5 separate regions of the Homo sapiens genome follow, and all the other regions are linked to region 1. A link is a loop called in an ENCODE intact Hi-C map of the cell type or tissue named here. Cell type or tissue: PC-3. All regions are shown on one strand. Region 1 holds the start of PCDH15 (protocadherin related 15). Region 2 overlaps PCDH15 (protocadherin related 15). Region 3 has its middle 140 kb from the start of PCDH15. Region 4 overlaps PCDH15 (protocadherin related 15). Region 5 overlaps PCDH15 (protocadherin related 15).

The links. Peaks named below come from ENCODE experiments on the same cell type or tissue, not always from the same donor. Only the 100,000 strongest peaks of a DNase experiment are listed, where the experiment ranks them.
Region 2: it touches region 1 in a loop (4-fold over the local background); 2 of 110 quality-filtered maps call a loop at or near these places.
Region 3: a loop joins it to region 1, with 6 times the contacts of the local background. A loop is called at or near these places in 2 of 110 quality-filtered maps.
Region 4: it touches region 1 in a loop (4-fold over the local background); 2 of 110 quality-filtered maps call a loop at or near these places.
Region 5: it touches region 1 in a loop (5-fold over the local background); 2 of 110 quality-filtered maps call a loop at or near these places.

What each region holds. Positions count from the first base shown.
Region 1 is chr10:54,799,179-54,804,178 of GRCh38, forward strand. It overlaps PCDH15 (protocadherin related 15), which reads right to left and starts at 2,053. Exons shown (of 38, transcript NM_001384140.1): 1 at 1,747-2,053. In PC-3, a CTCF peak has its summit at 2,083; a DNase peak (open chromatin) is centred at 2,103; H3K4me3 peaks cover 482 bases.
Region 2 is chr10:54,412,721-54,417,720 of GRCh38, forward strand. The region is part of intron 3 of PCDH15 (protocadherin related 15); the gene reads right to left. Among named protein-coding and RNA genes, the nearest start is that of MIR548F1, 190 kb to the right of the region's middle. In PC-3, a CTCF peak has its summit at 2,981; no DNase peak of the experiment used is centred here.
Region 3 is chr10:54,937,523-54,942,522 of GRCh38, forward strand. It overlaps a transcript of PCDH15 not described here. Among named protein-coding and RNA genes, the nearest start is that of PCDH15, 140 kb to the left of the region's middle. In PC-3, a CTCF peak has its summit at 3,085 (motif pointing left); no DNase peak of the experiment used is centred here.
Region 4 is chr10:53,995,822-54,000,821 of GRCh38, forward strand. All of the region lies in intron 20 of PCDH15 (protocadherin related 15), which reads right to left. Among named protein-coding and RNA genes, the nearest start is that of MIR548F1, 610 kb to the right of the region's middle. In PC-3, CTCF peaks have their summits at 2,333 (motif pointing right) and 2,334 (motif pointing right); no DNase peak of the experiment used is centred here.
Region 5 is chr10:54,131,502-54,136,501 of GRCh38, forward strand. It overlaps PCDH15 (protocadherin related 15), which reads right to left. Exons shown (of 38, transcript NM_001384140.1): 15 at 1,374-1,506. Among named protein-coding and RNA genes, the nearest start is that of MIR548F1, 470 kb to the right of the region's middle. In PC-3, CTCF peaks have their summits at 1,900 and 2,105; no DNase peak of the experiment used is centred here.

The DNA.
Region 1 (5,000 bases):
TTCAAACATAAGCTATGAACCAAATACTGGAGAATTTTTGCAAGTGGCATAAAAACAATTTATGTCTGCCTATCTGCTGTGAAAGTTGTATAATAAAAAGATACAACACATACCATGCAAAATTTAAATGTGAACAAATTAAGAGCAAAGTTGTAATGGACATTTATTTTTCACTGGGTTTTTTTAAAGCATAATTATTAGTGTTTTTTAAAACTATAGTTCAGATACTTATCAAATATTATCAGTGGGTATACCATATTTTTAAACATTTCCTAGAAAATGAAATGTTTTATTTAAATCTTTTTGTGAATAATATTCAAAACTTCATGCCATAATTTTCCAGAGAAGTTGCTGACACTTAGGTAGCACAAACTCTGACCTGTTCAGGTCACTTAATGATTATGTTTAAGGGTAATTTGGGGGGCAAAGTTGTAGGGATTCACATTTCCTGCTCAGCACATAATTGCAACAGCTGAGGGGTTAGGAGGTCGCCACTCAGTGGAATTGGGCACCCATTAAATGGCACTTTTATTTCATAGGAGAATGAGTCCACAGTCAAGGGGATCAAGTTGCTGAAACTTGAAGACACACATGTACAGATACATTCACTCATTCACACTTAGCCACAACTTAAGCAAACTAAAGAAACTAATAGTAAAACCAATTTTCTGTGAAAAGAAAACAAAAAAACAGTTCACATGAGCATATACAACAAAGCTTCATACCTGCTGTGCAAACCACAGCAAGCATTTTGCGCTCAAAATATGCCTCTTTTACAGATTATTTGTTTCTCTAATGTTAAGCAACATAATAACTTAAGTATTTGGTTACTAGATTTGACAATTGGCTCTTTTGTGAAAGCAAATGAGTATGACTTGGAGTTAACCTTACAGGAGGCCATCATATTATACTCTAGTTAACAATGGCTTTCTGCATACGTGCTACAAGTCCATCAAATCGATGGCCATCTGTGTGTACTAGAGACACAGAGTATCAACACACTGAACCTGAAACTTGTTATTCAGGGCCCACCCACTCTATAGCTACCAAAGTATATTTTTTAAAGTAAAGGCCACATCACAAAGTGGGAAAGCTGTTAATACTATCTAGCATTAATTCTGTATTAGAAGGATACAGTTGACCTAGATTCAAATTCTAAATGGTTAATGCTTCCAGATACGCACAAAGGAAGTAAATATTCTAATAAACTAAAACATCCACAGTAAAAATATCAGTATACTCACAAAAGACAAAAAATACTGTTCATTGTGAGGCAGAATTAGCTACTTTAACTCAACTGCCAACTATAACCTCCAGCAACAACCACTCATAAAACAAATCATCAATATTTGCACACAGAAAAACAAAAAGTCAATTCTGATGCCATTTTTCTGTATTTTTTCAGGTTGGAGGAAGTAGAAGAAGTGGTTGAGGACTAAAAATTCTTTTAAATAACAAACCAGAGTTATAATTCAAAAGCTTGTGTCTTTGTAAAGATTACATTGTCATCTAAACAAAATTACAATACCAGACAGTAATCAGGAAGAATGAAAGGACAGGCAGTTGTGTTCACTCTTCCAGCAAATAATCACTTGCAATCATTACTACTCTATTCTTTCAACAAGCATGACAGAAAGTAGCATCATGACAGAGATCATTGTACTGAAAGAACATCTTAACTTTCTCTGTGGTTCACTGCTGCCTTAAATTTGAAAAAAATAAGAGAAGGGCGGGGGAAGAACTTACTTGCGGTTTAAAGTTTCATCTTTAGTCCATGTAAGATTATGCAGCAAGTTTTCTTGCCAAGGCTGCCTCTTGCACATCCCTTTAAAAAGAACCAGTGCTCATAATCTAGTTCCAAGACGATTCATTCACATGTTCCACCTCTTGTTTCTGTGAGGCATTGATATCCACTCTCATATCATCAAGAAAATGTTACTAGGAAAATTTTTAGAAAAGCAAAACAGTTCAACATGTTAACTCAGAAAGCATACCATCATTCTCCACGTTCTGAGATGTATGCCACCTGCCTTAGTTACCACAAGCAACTAACACTAAGCTGCTAGCAGGAATCTGTCTGCCCTCTATCTGTCGCTATTAGCTCAGCACGTTGATTTCACTGGCACTGAAGCAACAGCAATTAGCTATCTTGCTTCTCGCAGCACATACAGGAGACAGCTGAGTGCGCTAAACCACGCACTGACTGGTGAGCGCTTTGCACCAATTAGTAGCAGGTGCTACAGCCCAAAAGACAAATTGATGTCCACTGATCATCGGTACTGGCTGCTTTATTGTACTGTGTTCGTCAGCCTGTCTGATGATTCTCTGTTCTGTTTTGTGTGTTTGTTTTTACTGTTTTACTTTATCTAAGAAGTTTAGCAGCTTACATTCAATAACAATGTCGTTGACAAGATAAAATAATCTCTTAAGCTTCTTTTATCATTCTCTCTGTCTCTCCCTCTCTCTCTCATTAAATCTACCCTCTTATATGAAGCCCTCCACATCTTTGGGGCATAAAAACAAAACAAAACAAAACAAAAAAACAATTTCACAACTTCACACATTCTGTAGGAGCCAAAAGTACTCTTTAGATTTTTACAAACACGTGTGACTGGTAGTATATAAGGTTATCACGAAGAAATATACTATACAAAACATTATAGCATATTTCTTAAACATTGTAATATATGAAATCTCCAAAACAAAGTTTTACAGATGGACAGGTAAACTAGTAAAATACAATTATGTCATATAAATCAGAGAAACATTTCTTAAGGAATCTATCTTGCATAGTACATATTTCAATTCCATATTAAATTTCACCCATGTGTTCACCTGAGCATATGAGAAGGAAGGATCTAGAAACAAGCAATTTAGGAACATATTTTAGTAGTGATTGTGACAGAGCAGATAGGCTGAGGCTGGTTGAAAATGACAGGTGAAGACTATCACAGACAAAAGCCCCAGAACACATGTTTTCTTAATGAACCATGTGGATTATTTACTAGGATGATACATTAACTCTAAGAAGAAAAAGAAAACCATGCCTCCAGAAATGTTGCCGTATTTATGCACAAGCATTTGCAGAAAATAACATCTCATTTAAAACAAAATGGACTTATCTTGCAGGCTCAGTTTTCCAGAGGGAGGGAAAAATCTTTAAGAATATGGAAATAATCTGAGGCAAGCCAAATGTGTTATACATTTTAAACATTAACACGTGTAGAAGTAAATCAGATAATTATAGATGAACCCCTTGAGCCTCAAGTGGAACCCATTTGTTTTTATTTTATGTACCACTGAAACAAACTAAATTACTTGCTTCCTTAAAACCACAGATCAGTGGGAGTCAATGAGGACTTGTAATAAGTGAATACATTATACACTTGTTAGAACTGATATTTTTAGATTTTAAAATTGATGTGTTAATAAAGATAACTTTATTGATACATGTTTAAATAATGAGCATATTTTGTGTGAGAAGTTTTTCTGTTCATTTCACTAAATGTCTCACCTGTGGAGCAATCCATATATTGATATTTGTTGAATAGAGCAGCTGGTATTTTAAGATTGTTTCAGTAACCATAAGAATTATTAAGTGTAGTTATTTTTCTAATGACAATTCAGCCTCATTCGTGGTAATGTTCAATGATAACTCTGATGACACATCAGAAATATAGCTAGAAAACAGAAAATTTTATCCCTTCCTCATCTTCTCAGAGCAATTCAATTATTACTAATTGAACACTTGTCAATGACAACAGCTGATTTTCATTTTCAAAAGTAAATTACAATATCTAGTTTTCAGAACAACATATTTAATGAAATGTGAAAATGCAATATTTACTTCGGGATGAATAAAGGTTAAGTTTTAACCAGTTTGAAAACACAGTAAGCAAAATGGAGTCACTGTAATATTTACTACTAGAGATGATATTTTCTTTGAAAAAAGTGTTGCATAATATTCTGTCACCTCCCCTGCATTGTAAAGTCCACTTGAATCCTACTCTGAATATGACATTTAACTTCCTTTTTTCTCTTAAAATATATCGTGAACATTCACTTCTATAAACACATATAGGTTTAAATTATCATCTATGTTTCATTGCATGTATATGTATATTTTCTTTAACAAAATACCTATTTTTTGACAGATAGTTTCTAATTTTAATATATTTGTAGAATCCTGGTTTAAGACGCTTAACTTTCTGAACTTGCATTTTACCACCCTTAATCAAGGTCTTGAGTTAAGGTGGCTGGGGAGGAGTGGGATAAAGTGCCATGTAACCAAATGACAAAAGCTTGTGAGCCTTTGTGCTCTGGCTTAGGGGTGGGTCTGAGGAAGAGGCACCGTTTTTTTTCTTTCCACAAAGGCAACACCATGCTATCCACTATTCATTTGTCTAAAGATGCTTTCTCTAAAATTCACAGAGGTGCATGTGGACTAGACACACTGCTCATACAGAGTGGTCTGTTACATGAGAGAGGAAATGTAAACTGTCTACCACAAAGTCTGATACACAGGAGTTGCTCTTTAAATCATAGCTGTCAATCATAGATACATGAAATTAGGTTTAGTTTACTTTACGACGGAAAGAGATTGTATTAGGTGCTTTAGAAAGATTTTGAACATTGAAAACATTAACATTTAAAACATTTAAACATTGATGATTAGAATTTTATTAAAAAATTTTAAAAGTCACATAATACAGTTTAAAAATGAATCATTAAATCTATCAACTATAGAAAAATGGATATATAAATTTCATTACATAATTTTAAGGATAGTTATATAGCTCTTGAAGTACTAATTATGAAACATATTAAAAAGTGGTAATAAACAAAATAAGCTGTCAAAAAAATTTTCTTTTTTTTTTTTGAGATGGAGTCTTGCTCTTTCGCCCAGGCGGGAGTGCAGCGGCGCTGTCTGGGCTCACTGCAAGCTCCGCCTCCTGGGTTCACGCCATTCTCCTGCCTCAGCCTCCGGAGTAGCTGGGACT
Region 2 (5,000 bases), 390 kb before region 1:
TTGCTGTTGTTTCTTTTTTTGCGACAGAGTCTCGCTCTGTAGCCAGGGTGGAGGGCAGTGGCGTGACCCCGGCTCACTGCAATCTCCGCTTCCCTGGTTCAAGGGATTCTCCTGCCTCAGCCTCCTGAGTAGCTGGGATTAAAGGCATGAGCCACCACGCCTGGCCATTACATTGTTTATGTACAAGCTAGATGATAAGGACCAGGCAACACTTGTGCTATCATATTGCATGTGTGCAAGGCTACACAGCCTGTTGATGCACACAGGAGAGACTAAGAAAGGCAGACCTGGCCATGGCCTACCTACTTGCTTACTGAACTTTGTATTCCACGAAAGAAGGGAGCATGAACATATGTTTAGCAGGAAACTTAAAGTCTAGCAAATTTCCTGGCCCATAGTATTGTATTCTAGTTGTTTGTTAAATAAATGAATGGTCTGTATACAATATAGCATCTCTCTCTCTCTCAACGAATAGCAAAATTTTTTAATAGACAAGTAACGAAGGGCCTTCCAATTTAATGATAATAATACATGGTTGGCTATCTATTACAGCTCTTTGTGATTGTTGGTTTGTGAATCTGAAGGCACTATTTCTCAAAGTGAAGTCCAGGAACCACTTGATCAAAGGTCATCTGAGTTGCTGTTTAAAATTTCAGATTCCTGGGGTCACTTCCTGCATCTCCACCTCTGACAACAATATTCAGGAAACTATATAATCAACAGTCTACCAAGGTGATTTTATGTACACTACTATTTCAAAACCTTAGTGCTAGCTCATTCTCTAGGTGAACAAATGAAACAAGTATAAATATGATAAAAAGTAAGAGATCTATTGATCATATTTCTACATGAAGAGATTTTCTATTTCAGAAATTGAAGTAATCAGCTTTTTAAAAAAGCCTTTTTGGGAATCAATGTAAGTTTCATAATTCAGCCAGCTGACCAATAAATATTAAAAAATGTTTAACTTTCTTATATTTCATCATTTAAAAAAATGAGAAATTATTCCATAGTCTATGTCTGTCTGTATACATTATTCAGCTCCCACTTATAAGTGAGAACATGCGGTATTAGACTTTCTGTTTCTGAGTTATTTCACATACGATAATGGCCTACAATTGCAATAATAGACATTGGAGACTTAGAAGAATGGGAGGGTGGGAGGAGGGTACTGGATGAGAGACTGCTTAATGGGTACAATGTACACTATTTGGGTGATGATTACACTGGACATTTGGTAATCATCACCCAAATCATTACCCAAATAGTGTACGTTGTACCCATAAAGCAATCTCTCAGCCTCTCACTACTACACAATATATACATATGACAAAACAACACTTGTACCCCTTAAATTTACACAAATAAAACACTACAAAAGAAAATTGAAGAATGATCCTATTTATAATAGTGACATGAACTAATTTGAAACCATGTACTCATAGGAGATATAAGAAGAAACAATAACATGTCCTAGAAGGCCAAAAACTGAAGACTTGAATCAAATGAAAGACATATCATTATCTTGAATGAGAAGATTGAATATTACAAACGTGTTCATTTACTCGAATCTACAAACTTAACATTAATCTACAAAATTAACATAATTCCAATCAAACATTTTTGGAGGGTTTTGGACCTGGCATGTTTACATGACGGAATAAATGTGAATAATCACCAGGTAACTCTATAAAAAGAAAGTTATTAAGACAGAGTTCTCCTATAATGAATGACAAACATAATATTGGGCTACAGAACAGAAGTAGGTATACAAATATGGAAGAATATATTACATTTATTTTGAAATTAAATTTTTGATAAAGTTAGAATTTTCAGTCAGTGAATACTTGATACTTTATTTAAAACACAGTTGTCAACTTTTTACTATACGTCAGGCTATATGAAAATATTAACTGATTTAAGTCTCTTTACAATCTTACAAAGACTTACAAGTTAAAAATTTTAAATTTATAATTTTAGATACATGCCATTATCAGCATTATATAACACATGAGAAAACGAAGCCCAGAGAGTTTATGTCACTTGCTGAAAGCAACAGCAATAGTAAGTAGTAGAGCCAGGTTGTCTGAATGTTCTTTAATACCATGATATAAGATTTAGGCTGGCACTTGAAGAAAAAGAATTAAAATCATACTAGAGTTCTTATTTTAAAAGCAGATTAAAAATAGAATTTTATTTCATTTAAATGAACAACATAAAACCAGGAACGTATTAGAAAAAAAATTGGTAAGTATTTGCATCAATTGATGTGGTAAAACGTGAAATGTGATATCAAGTTACATAAAGGAAAAATATTCAACCAGAAATACCATTTCACATAGAAATGTTTAAAATGTTTCATATTTCACATAGAAATATTTAAAATCTATACCTCTAAAGTATTTATGAAAAAATTCAAAATATGATAAGAAAGTACATTGTGGTATATGTTTAAATTGTGGTAATATGTTTGTTTTTTTCCTATTGTCACAGCTTAATTATTGATAAGGTCTTTATCCACAAAAGGGGTTCAAACTGTGCAATACATTTTTGTCACACTAATTACAAAGGTTAGTATTACTATGAAACAAAAGTTTCAAGATCAATTAAAAAATATGGATGTTCCAAGAAAAATTGAAGAAATTTTTAAAAATAGTCAATAGTTTAAAAAAATCAGACAGAGAAGGAGGTAATAAAAAGAGAGAAGTACTAAAGTAAGTAACAAGAGAAGAAAAAAAGGTAGAAAGAAGAAAATAAATATTCCATGTTGTCAAGAAGGCAGGAGATTCTCAAATTTTAGCAATGGGATTATTTGAAAGTAATTTAGAAAATAGTTAAGTATTTATGCAAAATTATTTTAAATAATATTCACAGATGTGATATATGTGAAAAGAAAATAGTTGAACATAATCAAAAAAATTCAAAGATTATAAAATGTATTATTACAATCTATATACCACATATTATATTGGCCACTAGGGATGATATAAAGGTAAATTTAGTGTGACAGACAAACAATGAAAATATTAGAAATGGTAGAAAGGTGACTTTATTGACATAAACAAAAATGACAAAATGAGAAATAAAATGGGAAATGTTGTATGATCTCGATTGGGTAAAAGACAATTTATCTACATGTGATTTTCCCATACAAATCATTTGATCCAAATGGTATTTCCAATGACAACTGAAAATATAAAGTGAATTTAAGGAGGTGAATAGGTATAATATTTTTTAAAAAATCGACTTTTTTATTTTTTAAAGACAGGTTCTCACTTGGATGCCCAGGCTGGAGTGCAGTAGTGTGATCACAGCTCACTACAGCATTGACCTCCCTGGCGCAGGTGATTCTCCCACCTCAGCCTCCAGAGTAGCTGGGACTACAGGCACATGCCACCATGCCAAGCTAAATATATATATACACATAAAATTTTTAAAATTTTTACTTTAAGTTCTGGGATACATGTGCAAAACGTGCAGGTTTGTTACAGAAGTATACGTGTGCCATGGTGGTTTGCTGCACCTATTGACCCGTCCTTTAAGTTGCCTCTCCTAGCTCCCCACCCCCCAAAAGGCCCTGATGTGTGTTGTTCCCATCCCTGTGTCCACGTGTTCTCATTGTTCAACCCCCACTTATGAGTGAGAACATGCAGTGTTTGGTTTTCTGTTCCTGTGTTAGTTTGTTGGGCATGATATCTTCGAGCTTCATCCATGTCCCTGCAAAGGACATGATCTCATTCTTTTTTATGGCTGTGTAGTATTCCTTGGTGTATATGTACCACATTTTCATTAGCCAGTCTATCACTGATAGACATTTGGGTTTGTTCCATGACTTTGCTATTGTAAATAGTGCTGCAATAAACATACATGTGCATTTGTCTTTATAGTAGAATGATTTATATTCCTTTGGGTATATACCTAGTAATGATATTGTTGGGTCAAATGGTATTTCTGGTTCTAGATCCTTGATGAATCACCATACTGTCTTCCACAATGGCTGAACTAATTTACATTCCTAGCAGCAGTGTAAAAGTGTGCCTATTTCTCTACAGTCTCACAGGCACCTATTGTTTCTGACTTTTTAATAGTCGCTATTCTGACTGGCATGAGATGGTATCTCACTGTGGTCTTGATTTGCACTTCTCTAATGATCCCTGATGTTGAGCATTTTTTCATGTTTGTTGGCCATGTAGATGTCATCTTTTGAGAAGTGTCTGTTCATATCCTTTGCCCACTTTTTGATGGGGTTGTTTTTTTCTTGTAAATTTGTTTAAGCTCCTTGTGACTTCTGCATGTTAAGCCTTTGGCAGATGGGAGACTGCAAAAATTTTCTCCCATTAATATGTTTTTGTAGAGATGGGGTTTCACCATGTTTCCCAGGCTGGTCTGGAATTCCTGGGCTCAAGTGATCCACGCACCTTAGTCTCCCAAGGTGCTGGGATTACAGATGTGAGCTACCTCATCCAGCAACCAAAATTTTTTAGTGTTATTCGCCAATGCTGCTATTAAAGAATTACATTTCAGTTTACACTTACGTCGATCTACTTTAGGAATTTGTATACTGATTTGCATTTATCCAAATTGGAATTTTTTTTAAATACTGGGACTTTTCTCTCACAGAAGAGGTCTGAGATCTTAGTCTAGCATAAATGACGAAATGGGGAGTGATAGAATAGAAAACCAAGAGAAAAGAAGTTATTTAAGAGATTAAAAGAAATAATTATCTGACCCTTTCACATAGTCTTGGGTGCTGAATTGCAAATTCTGCTGTTTCTGCTGTGACAGAATAATAATAATTTTCTTTTCAATGATATAGAGATATTTAACAATGTTTACTATTTCATAGCACTAGCAAAACAGGAAAAAATGCTTGATGTAATAAAATTATTTCACCCGATTATTAATCAAATATAGAATGGGAGAATGTATATTAACATTATTTGTCTTTTGAAATAATATTATCACAAATATTAACAAACTTTGGATAGCTTTTTGATATC
Region 3 (5,000 bases), 140 kb after region 1:
ACTTTCACTTATTTTGTTAAATTTATTCTTTAGTATTTTGTTTTTTGGGGTGTTATTGTAAATGTAATTAATCACTTGGTTTAATTTTTGGTTTGTGAATCACTAATGCATAGTAATACAATTGAATTGTGGATGTCGATCTTAGACTCTGCAACCTCGATGGTCTTAATTATCACTTTTAGTAATAATCACCACTAAATTACTACTACAGAAAATAATTTAATTAGGAAATGAATTCCTTAGAATTTTCCATCTGCAAAATTATGTCATCTTCAAATAGAGATACTTAAAAATTTCTTATTCCAAGACTTTATTTTTTCCTTGCCAAACTACCTTGTCTAGAACTTTGAGTACAATGTCAAATGGGAATGGTAAGAGAAAACGTCCTTGTCTCATTCCTTATCTTAGGGGAAAACATTTAGTCTTTCACCTTTAAGTAAGAGGATTCTCTTAGTTTTCCATTGTTGTCCTTCTTCAGTATGAGAAAGTTCTCTCTATTCCTATTTGTTGAATATTTTTAATCATTAAAGAGTGTTAGATTTTGTCAAATGTTTTTTGCTTCATCTATTAAGATGGTCATGTGCTTTGTGTTCTTTATTCAGTTGTTAAACTATCATTAGATTTCTGAGATGAATCACACTTGATCGTAGTGTATAGTACTTTTTATATGTTGATGGATGTAGTCTGCTAGTATTAAGTGAAATTTTTTTGTCTATATTCATTAAAGATATTACTTTATAGTTTTACTTACTCGTAATATTTCGGTTTAGCATAGTGTATAGTACTTTTTATATGTTGATGGATGTAGTCTGCTAGTATTAAGTGAAATTTTTTTGTCTATATTCATTAAAGATATTACTTTATAGTTTTACTTACTCGTAATATTTCGGTTTAGCTTTCACATGCCAGCAATACATAGAATGGGTTGGGATGTAATATATTCTATTCTATTTTTAAAAAATTGTTGGGGAGAATTGGTATTAATTTTTTCTTAAATATTTGTCATAATTTATGAAGTAAGGCATCTGAGCCAGAAATTTATTTTGTGAGACATTTATACTTTTCTATTTTAATCTCTTTACTCATTATAGATTGTGGTAGACAGAATGATCATTCTGCAAAAATGTTCACCTCCTAATAACAGAAACTGTTGATATGTTAATTTATATGGCAAAAGACTCTGCAAATATAATTAATTTAAGAGCCTTGATAAAGGGAGATTATTCTAGATAATTTTGGTGATTGCAATCTAACCACACGGATCCTTAAAAGTGGAGAACTTTTCTCCGCTCTGATCTTAGAGAGATGTCATTCTGGAAGAAAGATATAGAAAAACGTAAAGTTTCTGGCTTTGAAAATGGAGAAAGGGGCCATAAGCAAAGGATTGTGGCTAGCATCTAGATTCTGGGAAGGTTACAGAAATGAATTTTAAACAAGACCTAACAAAATGAAAGTAAGCCCTGGTAATATCTTGATTTTATTCTTTTGAGAACTGTGACAGTTTTCTGACCTACAGAAATGTAAAACAATACATTTATGTTGATTTAAGTCACTGAATTTTTGGTATTTTTTTTGCAGCAGCAATATAAAATAAACACATAAGTCTTCTCAAATTTCCTGTTTCTTATTGAGTCAGTTTCAGTAGTTTGTGTCTTTCTAGGTAATTTTCTATTTTATCAAAAGTGATGTAGGCCGGGCGTGGTGGCTCACGCCCGTAATCCCAGTACTTTGGGAGGCTGAGGTGGGTGGATCACGAGGTCAGGAGATTGAGACCATCCTGGCTACCACGGTGAAACCTCGTCTCTACTAAAAAAAACAAAAAATTAGCCGGGCGTGGTGGCGGGCCCCTGTAGTCCCAGCTACTCGGGAGGCTGAGGCAGGAGAATGGCATGAACCCGGGAGGCGGAGCTTGTGGTGAGCCGAGACCTCGCCACTGCACTCCAGTCTGGGCAATAGAATGAGACTCCGTCTCAAAAAAAAAAAAAAAAAAAAAAAAAAAAATCAGTGATGTAATTTGTAGGCATTTGGTAGTTCGTAGTATTCATTTAAAATCTTTTTGCATTTCTGGATAGCCAGTCATAAAGTCCCTTCTTTTATTATTTCTGAGTCAGTAATTTGAGTGTTCTTCCTTTTTTAATCAGCAAAGGGAAGGTTTTGTAAAATAAAAATGTGTTGGTCACAGTTCTGGAAGCTGTGAAGTCCAAGATTAAGGCACCGACAAATATGACATCTGGTGAAGACTCACTTTATGATTCAGAAACAATGCCTTTTTGTTGTGTCCTCAGATGGTGCAAGGGGCAAAACAGGTTCCCTCCAGCCTGTTTTATAAGAGCACTAATCTAGTTCGTGAGATCAGAGACCTCATGACCTAATAACCTTCCAAACAACCCAGCTCTTAATACCTACCATCACCTTAGGGGTTAGGTTTCAACAAGTGAATTTGGAGGGACACATTCAGACTACAGCACACCTTTTGATTTTTTGGTTTTCTCTATTGTTATCTCTTCCATTAATTTCATCTATAATCATTATTTCCTACCATGTGTTGGCTTTAAGTTTAGTTTTTTCCTTTTTTAAAATGTATCAGTGTCTTTAGGTTTAAGTTAGGTTACAGATTTGTGATTATTATTTTTTAAAATATATATACTTACAGATATAAATTTCATTCTAAGCATGGGTTTCACTGTATCGTATAAGTTTTATTATATTGTGTTTCCATTTTATCTCAAAATATGATTGAATTTCCCTTGTAAATTCTCTTTGGTCCATTGATTGTTAAAGAGTGTGTTGTTTAATGTCCAAATATTTGTAAATTTTCTCAGTTTTGCTCTGTTGTTCGTTTTTTATTTAGTTCTATTTTGGTCAGAGAAACTTTGTGTGATTTCACATATTTTAAACTTATTGAGGCTAGTTTTATGGCCTACAATATGATCCTTGAATACGTACCATTTGCATTTGAAAAGAAAGTATATAGTGCTGTATTGGATAGGTTATTCTGTAGGTCTCTCTTAGATCTAGATCTAGATCTGGTTGGTTTATGCTGTTGTTCAAGTCTTCTATGTCTTTATTGATCTTTCTACTTGTTCCATCTACTGTTGAAAGTGGACACTGCAGCCTGCAGATATGGTTGCATTCTCTATCTCTTAATTTGTCCATTTTTTTCTTCATGTATTTTGGTGTCTTGCTGTTGGGTGAATATGTGTTTGTAACTCTTATATCTTTGTGATGGAGTGCCCCTCTTATCATTAGAAAGTTTTCATCTTTATCTGCGGTAATTAAAAAAAAACTTTTTATAGTCTATAGTTTATTACTAATATGGTTCCTCTAGCATTCTTGTGGTTGCTATCATTTCCATCCTCATATTTTCCACCTATTTGAATCTTTGAGTCTAAAGTGTGTCTCCTATAGACAATATAAAGTAGGATTTTAGAAAATTCTGTCTAGCAATGACTGCTTTTTGATTAGATTGTTTCATTTATTTACTTTTGATGTCATTGTTTATATAGTTAGATTTATGTCTTCCATTTTATTTTTGTGTTTTCTGTATGCTTTTTTGGGTCTTGTGTTCTTTTTCGCTTCTTTAATTTTCATTAAGTAAATACTTTTTGGTGCAATATTTCAATTACTTTAACAATATGTTTACTTTTTAAAATTTTCTTAATGTTCAATCTAGAGCTCAAAATATACATCTTATTTTAAACTACTTCACCTCCATAGTCAATTTAACTCCAGTGAGATACAGAAACATTACACTATATATCTCTATTCCCTTTCTACCCCTCTTTTTTGTGCTACAATTTTATACATATTACATTGTACAATGATTATTTTACTTCAAATCTGTTGAGATTCCCTAGAGAACATTTCGTTTCAACATCTGTACTTTTCAATTCCAAGATTTATTTTTGGTTTCTTACAATAATTTTTATCTCCTTATTGATGTTTTCTATTTTATGAGGCATTGCCATCTTACTGTACTGTATGTTGTTAAATATTTCTTTTAGTTCTTTGAACACATTTAGAATAGATACTTTGAAGATTTGTCTGCTAACCCAGCATCTGCCTGTTTTTGTCATTGTTTTGTTTTCATTGTTTTTAACATGTGCATGATCATACTTTATTACCTCTTTGTAGACCGTGTAATTTTTTGTTAAAACCTAGAGTTTTAAAAAATTATATATTTTAGCAAATCTGCATACTGATTCCCTGCTCTATACTGGAGATTATATTTGTTATGTTCTTGTTTATAGTTTTTACTAACTTGGTTTGACTACTTTATTGAAGTCTATTTCCCCCCCGTATTGTACAACAATCTAATATTGATCTTCAAATGATTCAGCCTTGGGAATGTGCATATTCTCTGGGCGATGCAGTAACTGCTTTAGTCAGACTCTCTTTGACTGTCTCTTTCAATGATTTCTCTGGTAAGCTATCTGACACTCCAAGTATCACACCCAGTTGTTACCCTCTACTAATTCCTATCTGATTGCACTATTATTTTTGACAATACTCTGGGGCTGGAATATCTCCCCAATATAGTCCAATCAGAATAGGACTGATTTTCAGGAATCAAAGGCCAACGTTTATGGCTTATTCTGACTGTGCTCTTCGGTCTACACTTTCCTAAACTTTTTCATTCTAAATAAATTCTGCTTCCTTGGGAAGATACATGATGCTCTCTGTTTTCACTCCCTTTTTCTCTTCTTGGGTCAAACCTCTGTGTTGTTCATTAGGAACCACAGATATGCTTTGCCATTCTGAGGGAGATGTGGGTTGTGGTGCCAATGCCACAGGTTTGCATTGCTTCTATCAGAATTTAGTAGATTTTATTTTATTTGAGGAATGTCCTTTGGAAAATATCCAGAGACTTTAAATTGTTTGCTTATTTGTAAATAATTTTCACGAGTTATTTTTTTTTCCTGGGGACCAGGTTCATAGCTCTTCACTATTCCAGAAATCAGTCCTCAAATAATTTTAATAACATGTTTTAAATATTCTTT
Region 4 (5,000 bases), 800 kb before region 1:
TTACTAGATTGACTCCCAGTCTTCATATCACACAACTTATTTACCACTGTCAGCCTTCCATCCTCTCAATTCCATTACTCTCATTTCAGACTGGCACCTCAGAGGAAACTGCCAGAGTTCTCATACAATATTAATGTGTGGATATCAACTGAAGGCCGTTCCACTGGAATAAAGTCTTTCACCCTCAAAAACATGCCTTTTGGAGACTGAAGTGACCCTGGAATTTTTTTCTAACTTCTAATGGTAAGAGGTAAAATTTTAACATTTGAAAATAAGAACAAGTTTCTTTAAAAGCTACATTCTGTGAAGCAGGCGTAAAAGATTTTTTTTAAATGCTCTTTATATGTTTTTATAGCAATGTAAATTATTTTATATACTTAGCATAATACTGACTAGAACATTTCAGATACAAACTGTGAAATATCCTTTGTTGCCATTTTACATGATAAAAGGAGATTTTCTCTGCAGCGCACTAAAATAATGACACTTAAGATTAGATATATTTATACACAGAAAACAATGTTAATTTACTGAATTTTTTTCAGAGCAACTTATATGTATCTTATTTTTCCAATTTGGCGCTATATATGCATTGTTATTCATGCATTGTCAAGTTCATTAAATAAATAGTTATCAGGTATTTCCCACTTTCATCAGATATTTAGCACTTCAGTGCGAGGCACTGAAGATACTGTTGTGACTCAAGAAAAAGATGTCCCTGTCTTTGTGTCACTTAACTGCCATTAGGCTAGTAAAAATACTAATCTGCAGAAAGGCTAGTAACTTTGACTAAATTAATCTACTTATCAGGGCCAAAATAATAAATCAAGTCCCCTGAAAGGAAGACCATATTTTTCTGAATCATTTTATCTTTTAGAGATAATTGTATATAATCTTTTGTCAATAAATAATGCTTATTCATATGGCAGATTTATTTATTTATAATATTTTAATAATCCTTACCCTACCGTGTTTTGGGTAGTGTGGGTCAAACATATTTGAACTGAAACCTAAATTTGTTAATTATCTGCTCTTCTCCTCCAAGTCCCCTTTTTCTCACTTGCTAGTAAAAACAAAATTTAAAAAATTCTACATATTCTTTGATATTTGCTTAGACACAACAATTTTCCTGTACAGTATTAAGCTGGAAACACATAAATTAACAGATCTCAAACTTCTCTTTTTGCAAAGAAGTCAGAATAATTATTTCTTACTATCAAACAATGCTTCCTTTTATATTCGCCATAGAGTTGAGTTCTGAGTAGTCAATATGAATAAACCTGCATATTCTAATAGGAGAACTTGAACTGTACACAAAACTGAAAAATAAAAAATATCATTTCTTCTGTTTTGAAATACAGTATTCACCATCTCTTCTATGAAAAATATTTTTACAATAAATTATGGACTTTAGAATCTGAACAAGTAAATGAACCGAGAAGTTTTAGTTCTCTATAATGAGGACTGTGAAGGGTATTGATCTTGAGGCTCCATGCAGGGAGTAAATATATAAAACATTAGCATTCACACATTTTCGTGCCCTTTCCAAGAGTGCCAATTAACTTAATAAGTGGATGTGGTAACTAAGGGTGTGGAAATCCTTTAGCACCCCTAAATTGTAACTTCTGAAGGTTCGAAAGGAAGGAGCCCAACACTGCAATGTTTCCATGCATGAGTTTCCAATGAGCTCATTATGTTCTTAAAAATTTTATTCTTTATTTTATTCTCAGGGGAAATTTAAAACCTTAATGTCACAAGGTACTTTTTGGAAAATTTGATTCTTCAGAAACAAAAAAAATGTATATACTTTTCCAATTATGTCAACACAGCTGTTCACAGTGTTGAATATGATGAACTTTTTATTTGCTTGGGAAGTATTCATTGGATTCACCTTCTAACTTGAATGTACAGTGATTCACAAACTGATTAGACACACACCTAAGACTGTAAATGACTGAAGCCTATGAAAAGATTGGTTCTCTTCCCCCTTTATTTTCTATTGACAGGATGAAGAATAAATTAATGTAGTTATTGTAGTAGTATTTCTTTTTATGGCACGTTGTACATACTTTGGGGTTATAATCTTTCATTGTGGTTACAAAAGCAGCTAGTTGCATATAGTTTTTCCACAATGCATTATTTCAAGAGGAGAAATGTATTGAAATGCAATTCCAACAAGCATAATCAATAGTTCACTGTATTTATGCTCAGGGACATCTGAACAAAAATGTATATAAATCGGCTTCTGTGCAAATGTTCTCTTGTGCAGTAAATTAAGGACTCGCTCAGCACTCCAAAACCATGCTCTTTTCTCTTGCCCATTATTCCACTAGAGGGTAGTATTAGCAAAAAGAAATATTTCCTCCTCTGTAGTTAAGAATTGTATCACTAAAACCCATAATATTTGTTTCTTTTGGTAAAAATTTTTATTGGTCTCAACAAAAAATAGTTTTAATGCTTCAAAAGAGTATTCTGAATGTTATGATTTACAACTTGAAAAACCTTATGGTTTTTTTCTTAAGGAAAACTTTAAAAAATGGTTATACTCATAAAGCCTGCAATTTGTTTCCATGTGTCAAGCAAATAAAATTATACCTGAAGGTGTAGGTAGCTAACAGGAGAAAACTATGTTTTATTTATTTATTTGCTACATTAGAGTCTGTAATAATCACAGAAACCTTTTCTCCTTTAGCAGACTACCAAGAAGATGTAAGGAATCTTTTTAATGATCATGCTAGGAAGATAAGAACTTGCTGGTAAGTTTGTAAATGTAATGACAAGTTGAAGTTCTACACACACAAAAAAAATAAAAATAAAGAGAAAAAGATGATAAAATTTTTGATTTTCTGGAATCACAGGCAAAAACCTATAGAACAGTTTTTATTTAGAAGATAAGTAGAAAGTTCTAACTAGTTGGAACTTGATCATCTTTTTAAAAATAACGTGTAGGCTGGGCACGGTGGCTCGCATCTGTAATTCCAACACTTTGGGAGGCTGAGGTGGGCGGATCACCCAAGGTCAGGAGTTCGAGACCAGCCTGGCCAACATGGCGAAACTGTGTCTCTACTAAAAATACAACAATAAGCCTGGCATGGTGGCGGGCACCTGTAATCCCAGCTACTCGAGAGGCTGAGGAAGGGAGAATTCCTTGAACCCAGGAGGCGGATGTTGCAGTGAGCCGAGATCGCGCCATTGCACTCCAGCCTGGGTGACAGAGTGATACTCAGTCTCAAAAAAAAAAAAAAAAAAAAAGATATGTATATAGCAAATGCCAGTCCTTACCATACTAAAGCTAATTCAGGCTCTATGAGGAGACACAGACAGTATAAGCCAATGGGCGGAATGACTTTAGTTGTTTCTGTCTTATGGTCTAGCATTAGCATTATCCTTGTTGAGCTATATGGCTGCTCTATAATGCCTTGAGGTTTATGGAGCCGATACCTACTTTTACGTGGGTGTATGGTTGATTGTTTGCCTCTTACCAGTTCTGTTTTCCACTACTAGACACTTTCTATTTGCTGTCCAAGTTGCTGTTTCTCATATTTCTCATATTATTAGCATTCTGCTGGGTTTTTTTCTCTCTCAATTTCTGTATTGTCTCCTTGTCTTTACTGACTTATTTCCCTTCTTTTATGCTTCTGCATAAAAAGTCATAAAAGGCTACATCTGCAGCTAAAGAAAATATTTGATATTTTTACTGCCAGGCTAGGCATATTCACCACAAGCTGATTTAAGAGGCCATGGGCCATAAGTGAACATTGGTGGTAGCCTGGCAGTACTCCCCAAGGGTCTTTGATAGTGGCACAGGGTAAGGCTCCTCTGCTTGTGGAGAAGGACTGTTTCTCATAGGTTGAGTGCCTGCTCAGCCACAGTACACAAGAACACAAGGTAGAATTCTAAGGTTTTGACTTCCAGACGGTAACTTTGAACCTGTTCAGGGCCTGGGAGATTTTTGCCACCCTGAAGGGAAAGACACAGGTCTGGCTGGCTTTGCCACCTGCTGATTATAGAGACCCATGGCCTTGAACAAACTTAAGTGGTAGCCAGGGTGGTTACAGCAGGTCTTGGACAAGACCCAGTGCTGTGCTGGGTTTAGGTCTGACCCACTGCAGTCCCAGCAGTGGGGTCCACAGGGGTGCTTGTGTCACCCCAACCCCAGCTCCAGGTGGCTCCAAACAGAGACACTCTGTCTGGGAGAGAGCAAGGGAAAAGAACAGGAGTTTCTGCCTGGTAATTAAGGGAATTCTTCTGGATCTTATCCAAGACCATTAAGGTAGTAAGAGTCTGCCAAGAACCACAGTGTTACTGGGCTTGTGGTGCCTCCTAAAGCAGATACAGCTTTAGCAACACCTACATCCTTTCAAATACCTGAAAAGCTTTCCAAATAACAAATACGAAGAAGTCCAGACTGTGAAGAATACAATAAATACCCAACGCTTAAATGCCCAGACACAGACAAACATCCACAAGCATCAATATCATCCAGGAAAACATGAAGTCACCAAATGAACTAAACAAGCCACCAGAAACCAATCCTGGGGAAACAGAGAGAGTGATCTTTCAGACAGAGAATTCAAAATAGTTGTTTTGAGAAAACTCAAAAAATTCAAGATAACACAGAGAAGAAATTTAGAATTCTATCAGATACATTTAACAAAGAGATTGAAATAATTTTAAAAATCAAGAAGAAATTCTGGAGTTGAAAAATGCAACTGACACCCTGAAGAATGCATCAGTTTTTTAATAGCAGAATTGACCAAGCAGAAGAAAGAATTAGTGAGCTTGAAGACAGCCCATTTCAAAATACACAGTCAGAGGAGGCAAGAGAAAAAAAAGAACAAAATCAATGAAACATGACTACAAGATCTAGAAAATGGCCTCAAAAGGGCAAATGTAAGTGTTATTGGCATTAAAGAGGAGACAGACAAAGAGATAAGGGTAGAAAGTTTATTAAAAGGAATAATAATGAAGAACTTCCCAAACCCAGAAAAGGATATCAA
Region 5 (5,000 bases), 670 kb before region 1:
TAGGTTTTATTCCCTTTCTTTTAATTATTTCATGAAAATCCTCCAAATTTCCATATTACTAATATCTCTACCTTCATATAATTTTGTTTCAATATTAAATGATCAATTAAAGCAAACTTTCTCTAAGTACCTGGAGAAAAGCAACAGAATAAATATTAGAGTAGAGACACAAAGTAGTACTTGGTAATGCCAAGAAAATTTCAGCAGCTATCAGTAATCAGTAGGATATAACAGAAATAGCCCTGTTTTAGAAGTGATGAAAACTCAATCAACTGATTTTAAGCAGCAGTTACTTTCTATGGGGTTAGCTTTCCACATCTCAAAAATAAGATTGATGTGTTATTTTTGCATCATTTTCAATACAAACATTCTATGAAATCTTCACTTTTATATCATCCGAATTTAAGTGACAGGGTGTTAATATTCGAATGGGATTTAAGCGAGATGTAGCTGTGCCTTATGTCACGTCAGCTGATGGTAAAGATTGATGCTGGGATTTTCCTGGGTTAGTCATGTTAAAATCTCCCCTAGGCTTTAAGGCCAGCTTCATGAATTCTCATATCAGCAACTTCTGCAATTACCACATAACACCAGAAGATAAACTCTGTTCTCTGAACATTCATATAGAAAATAGTACGTCATCTTATGATTCTTATGATTGGCATAGCAAAGTGAAAATATATCAACACCGTATTTAGCCCAACTTGAAGCTGCATATTCAGTCAAAGATAGAGCTTTTCCTGGCCAAAGATACTTTGGTCAGAAATATATAAACAGTGAACACCAAGCTATCATCTTGCAAGTAACACATATGCTCATGAATCTCTAGCTACAAATAAAAATATCAGCTAAAACTACCCCCTTCTTCTAAAGGAATAAAAACCACAGCAATTACAAGATTTGCCTATGGCCATAAAATGAAGTGGGGTTTGTCTCAGAATTAGAATGCCTACCATCAGCCTTTGAGTACAAAGTTAATTCCCCTACACAAGACTGCATCAAAAATAAATCCAGCTGGACAAAAGGCATACAAGACAGAAAATAATAGTCAGCTGCAGACTCTTTGGATCCAAAGTATAAAATATTCAAGTATGTGTTTCCAATCCCTTCATTCTCTCCTGTAATGATTGCAGCTAATCCCTGCCTGCCAAACGTTAGTTCTTCAATTGTGGCGATCAATAGAATAGATTAGCTGTGGAAACCCTCCATCCATATTACCCTTGCTTTCCTTTCCAGATGGAATTTTCATTCACTAGAGTGGAGGCAAGCATGTGAGGTTTCTCCCTCCATACACAAATATAAACTCATTAAATGCCAAGCTTGTCACTTTAGAATTTATACACACACACACACACACACACCAAGGAACATACCTGTAGATTTAATAAAACAGCACCAACCCTCATGGCTTCACTAATTTCAAGGCTATACATCAGCTGTGGGAAGCGAGGAGGGCTTTGATTATTTGGTGGAAGCACTTCAATATACACAGTGCAGATGGAGTTCCTGCAGAGAAAGAGAGGAAAAGAAGATGGTTACGAATCTGCATCACATTTAATGTTAGACTGCATTGTTTATTCAGTTGTTGGGTTTACAGGAGAAAAAATTTCCAAATTTTATGAAAAATAATACAATCAAAATGAAAGGATAGAAAAAACTACCACCAAAGTATAATGGTTTTATGAAATTATCTTAGTAAAAGTAATTGACTCCAGTATCTGTTTTTCCTACTTAGATTAATAGTATGAATTAAAATGGAATAGCTATACAAATAAAGCTAATAAATTAACTTGCCTTGACTTCTGACTTTGTTTTTAATGCTTCTCTAATAGCAAAATCATTCTATAAACATCTGGTAATAAAAGCTGTCCTTGGGGCTTTTTTGCTGTTAAACCAGCAGAGGGAGTATTGATTACAATAACTCACAAAACAAATTATGGGCTGCGTTTTATCAGTTCTGTTGCTGACATCAATGGCTTAATGTAAGTGCATGTGAGGAGTCAGGATCATAAAGAATCCTACGTAAAATAGTTGCAAACAAAACTAAATACGTTTTAAAATCTTCTCTAAAAAGCAATATATGATAAGCTAGGAATTAGATTTAATAAAGCCCTTATAATGACAGGAGCTTTTCTTGAAGGACAAGATACCTTATCATTACAAGGAAAAAAAATTAGCATTGACATAGTCAACTTCTTTGATATCTCTGAACTTTGAATTTGTTTTATAAAACAAAAACTGAAGAAGCATGTTAGTCAAGGTTTGTAAGGTGGAAACATTAGCTGAAATATATCAATGAGATCTGAAAATACATAAGGTTAGCCCTCTATCGTGAAAAAACATATATATGTATACATACACACACACACACACACATATATACACATATATACACACACATATACACACACACATACATATAACATTTTGTACAAACATACCACCACTGCCTAAGATGTATGCTTTGAATTTAACAAAGTCATGATTTAGTTCAAAACACATTTGTTATAATTTCTATTTGGGGATGAGAATCTTTATTTATTTATTTATTTATTTATTTGAGACGGAGAGTTGCTCTCCAGCCCAGGCTGGAGTGCAGTGGCATGATCTTTGCTCATTGCAACCCCCACCTCCCGGGTTCAAGTGATTCTCCTGCCTCAGCCTCCCAAGTAGCTGGGATTACAGGCCTGTGTCAAAATATCTGGCTAATTTTTGTATTTTCAGTGGAGATGGGTTGTGCCATGTTGGCCAGGCTGGTCTCGAACTCCTGACCTCAGGTGATCCACCCTCCTCAACCTCCCAAAGTGCTGGGATAACAGGTATGAGCACCACACCTGGCCTAGAATCTCCTTAAAGTAGTCCCAAACTCTTTATAAGATGCTTCAATTAAAAGACATGGTCACCAAAAATATTTGTCTGAGTTTATTAACTACAACATTCTACTTTTCAAAACCTTTTGAAAGAAATTCAGGCTGGGCACGGTGGCTCACACCTGTAATCCCAGCACTTTGGGAGGCCGAGGCAGGTGGATCATGCGGTCAGGAGATCGAGACCATCCTGGCTAACATGGTGAAAGCCGGTCTCTACTAAAAATACAAAAAATTAGCTTGGCGTGGTTGCGGGCGCCTGGGGTCCCAGCTACTTGGGAGGCTGAGGCAGGAGAATGGTGTGAACCCAGGAGGCCGAGCTTGCAGTGAGCCAAGATTGCGCCACTGCACTCCAGCCTGGGCAACAGAGCAAGACTCCGTCTCAAAAAAAGAAAAAAAAAAAAAAGAAATTCAGATCATAGGCACTAAAATTTCGTTTTATAGCTTGTCACTTTATAATATACCTAAATTCAAGTTGTTTCTGAGCATATCATCAGTAGATAGATACCAATAGAATAGTAAGCATAAAAGCTACAGTGACTTTTAAAAATTTCATGGTTGGGTGCGGTGGCTCATGCCTGTAATCTTAGCACTTTTGGAGGCCAAGGTGAGCGATCACAAGGTCAGGAGTTCAAGACCAGCATGACCAACATGGAGAAACCCCATCTCGACTAAAAAACACAAAAATTAGCCAGGCATGGTGGCCTGTAATCCCAGCTACTCAGGAGTCTGAGGCAGAAGGGAGAATTGCTTGAACCCGGGAGACGGAGGTTGTAGTGACCCGAGATCGTGCCATTGCACTCCAGCCTGGGTGACAGGGCGAGACTCTGTCTCAAAAAAAAAAAAAAATTTCATGCTTACATTTATCATGATATTGTTCTAAAGTAATCTCACTTTAAATTAAAATATTTTAAACTTTCATAGTTAAAATATCTGTATTCATTTCTGCCTCTGATTTTATCTATTTAGTATCAAAATTTGCCAATACAGTTAATCAGATTATATTTCTTAAATGGGTTCAAACTGATGATGAAATGTTGCTTATATACTTATAATTATTAATGTAAACATGAAACAATGGGAAGTTACAAAATGTATTGTATACTGCAAAGATTCCCACTTCCGTGTTGTGAGAACAAAAGAATCGTCATTCTGAGGTAGACCTAACATCCTTCCAGGTGGTGATCTGACTCCAGAAGCAGCCCCAAGATGTAAAACATTTTCCCTGATATTACCCTTGAAGATCTTGGCTTCTTTTAGGGTCTGTTGTTGATCAAGTTTTTAAAACATTTTATGAATCTCCTTCTTTTCTCTGATAGCACATTCTCTATGCATAACAAGTCCTACAACGTTATTGGTAATAAAAGTAGGTGAGTGATGTTGAACACAGAATTTGTAACCAGATATTCCTGAGTTAGAATTTTGACGCTGCCCTCAATGATCTAGAGCAAATTATTTCTTTCAGCTTCATTATTTCCACATAATAAGTGGGAATAATAATAACATCTAAGGTCAGCATAAAGATGAAATAAGTTTATATATTTGTATATGTAAGTACATGTATACATATATATGAAACATACTTTTATAACTTATTTTAATAAATTACTCAAAATAAGGCTTAAGGTTTCTTATTCCACTCTATGAATAGTGCAAACGATCTTGCATTTTCCTTAGCTACATCCTTTATAATACTGTAGATATTTTAATTGAATCCTTTCACTTGGCTAAATTCCTACAAAGGCTTGATACTCCTTCACCCCTCCTGAGCATGGGGTATGTTGGTGTTAGAATTTGAGCATGTTGTATCATAATCTTTAGGGTAGGATACAAGAATCTACAATTTTCACAAATTTCCAAAGTTCTACTTATAGAAACTAGACTTTGAAGACCACTGCTTCAGAATCTCATGAAAAGTACAATATGTAGACTCACCTGTTTTTTTTAAATTACCTCAGGAGAAAAACTCTACAAAGTCACTTAACGTCTTCAATAACCCTGGATCCAAGAGACTTCCTCACTGTTTAACATTTTTTTTTTTTTGACCTGGAACATATCTGTACTGCAGATTCGAAGCTTTCTTTCAAAAGCTAGGCCCTTTCTGCTTCGATATTCTTTAGATCTTCAGTTTAC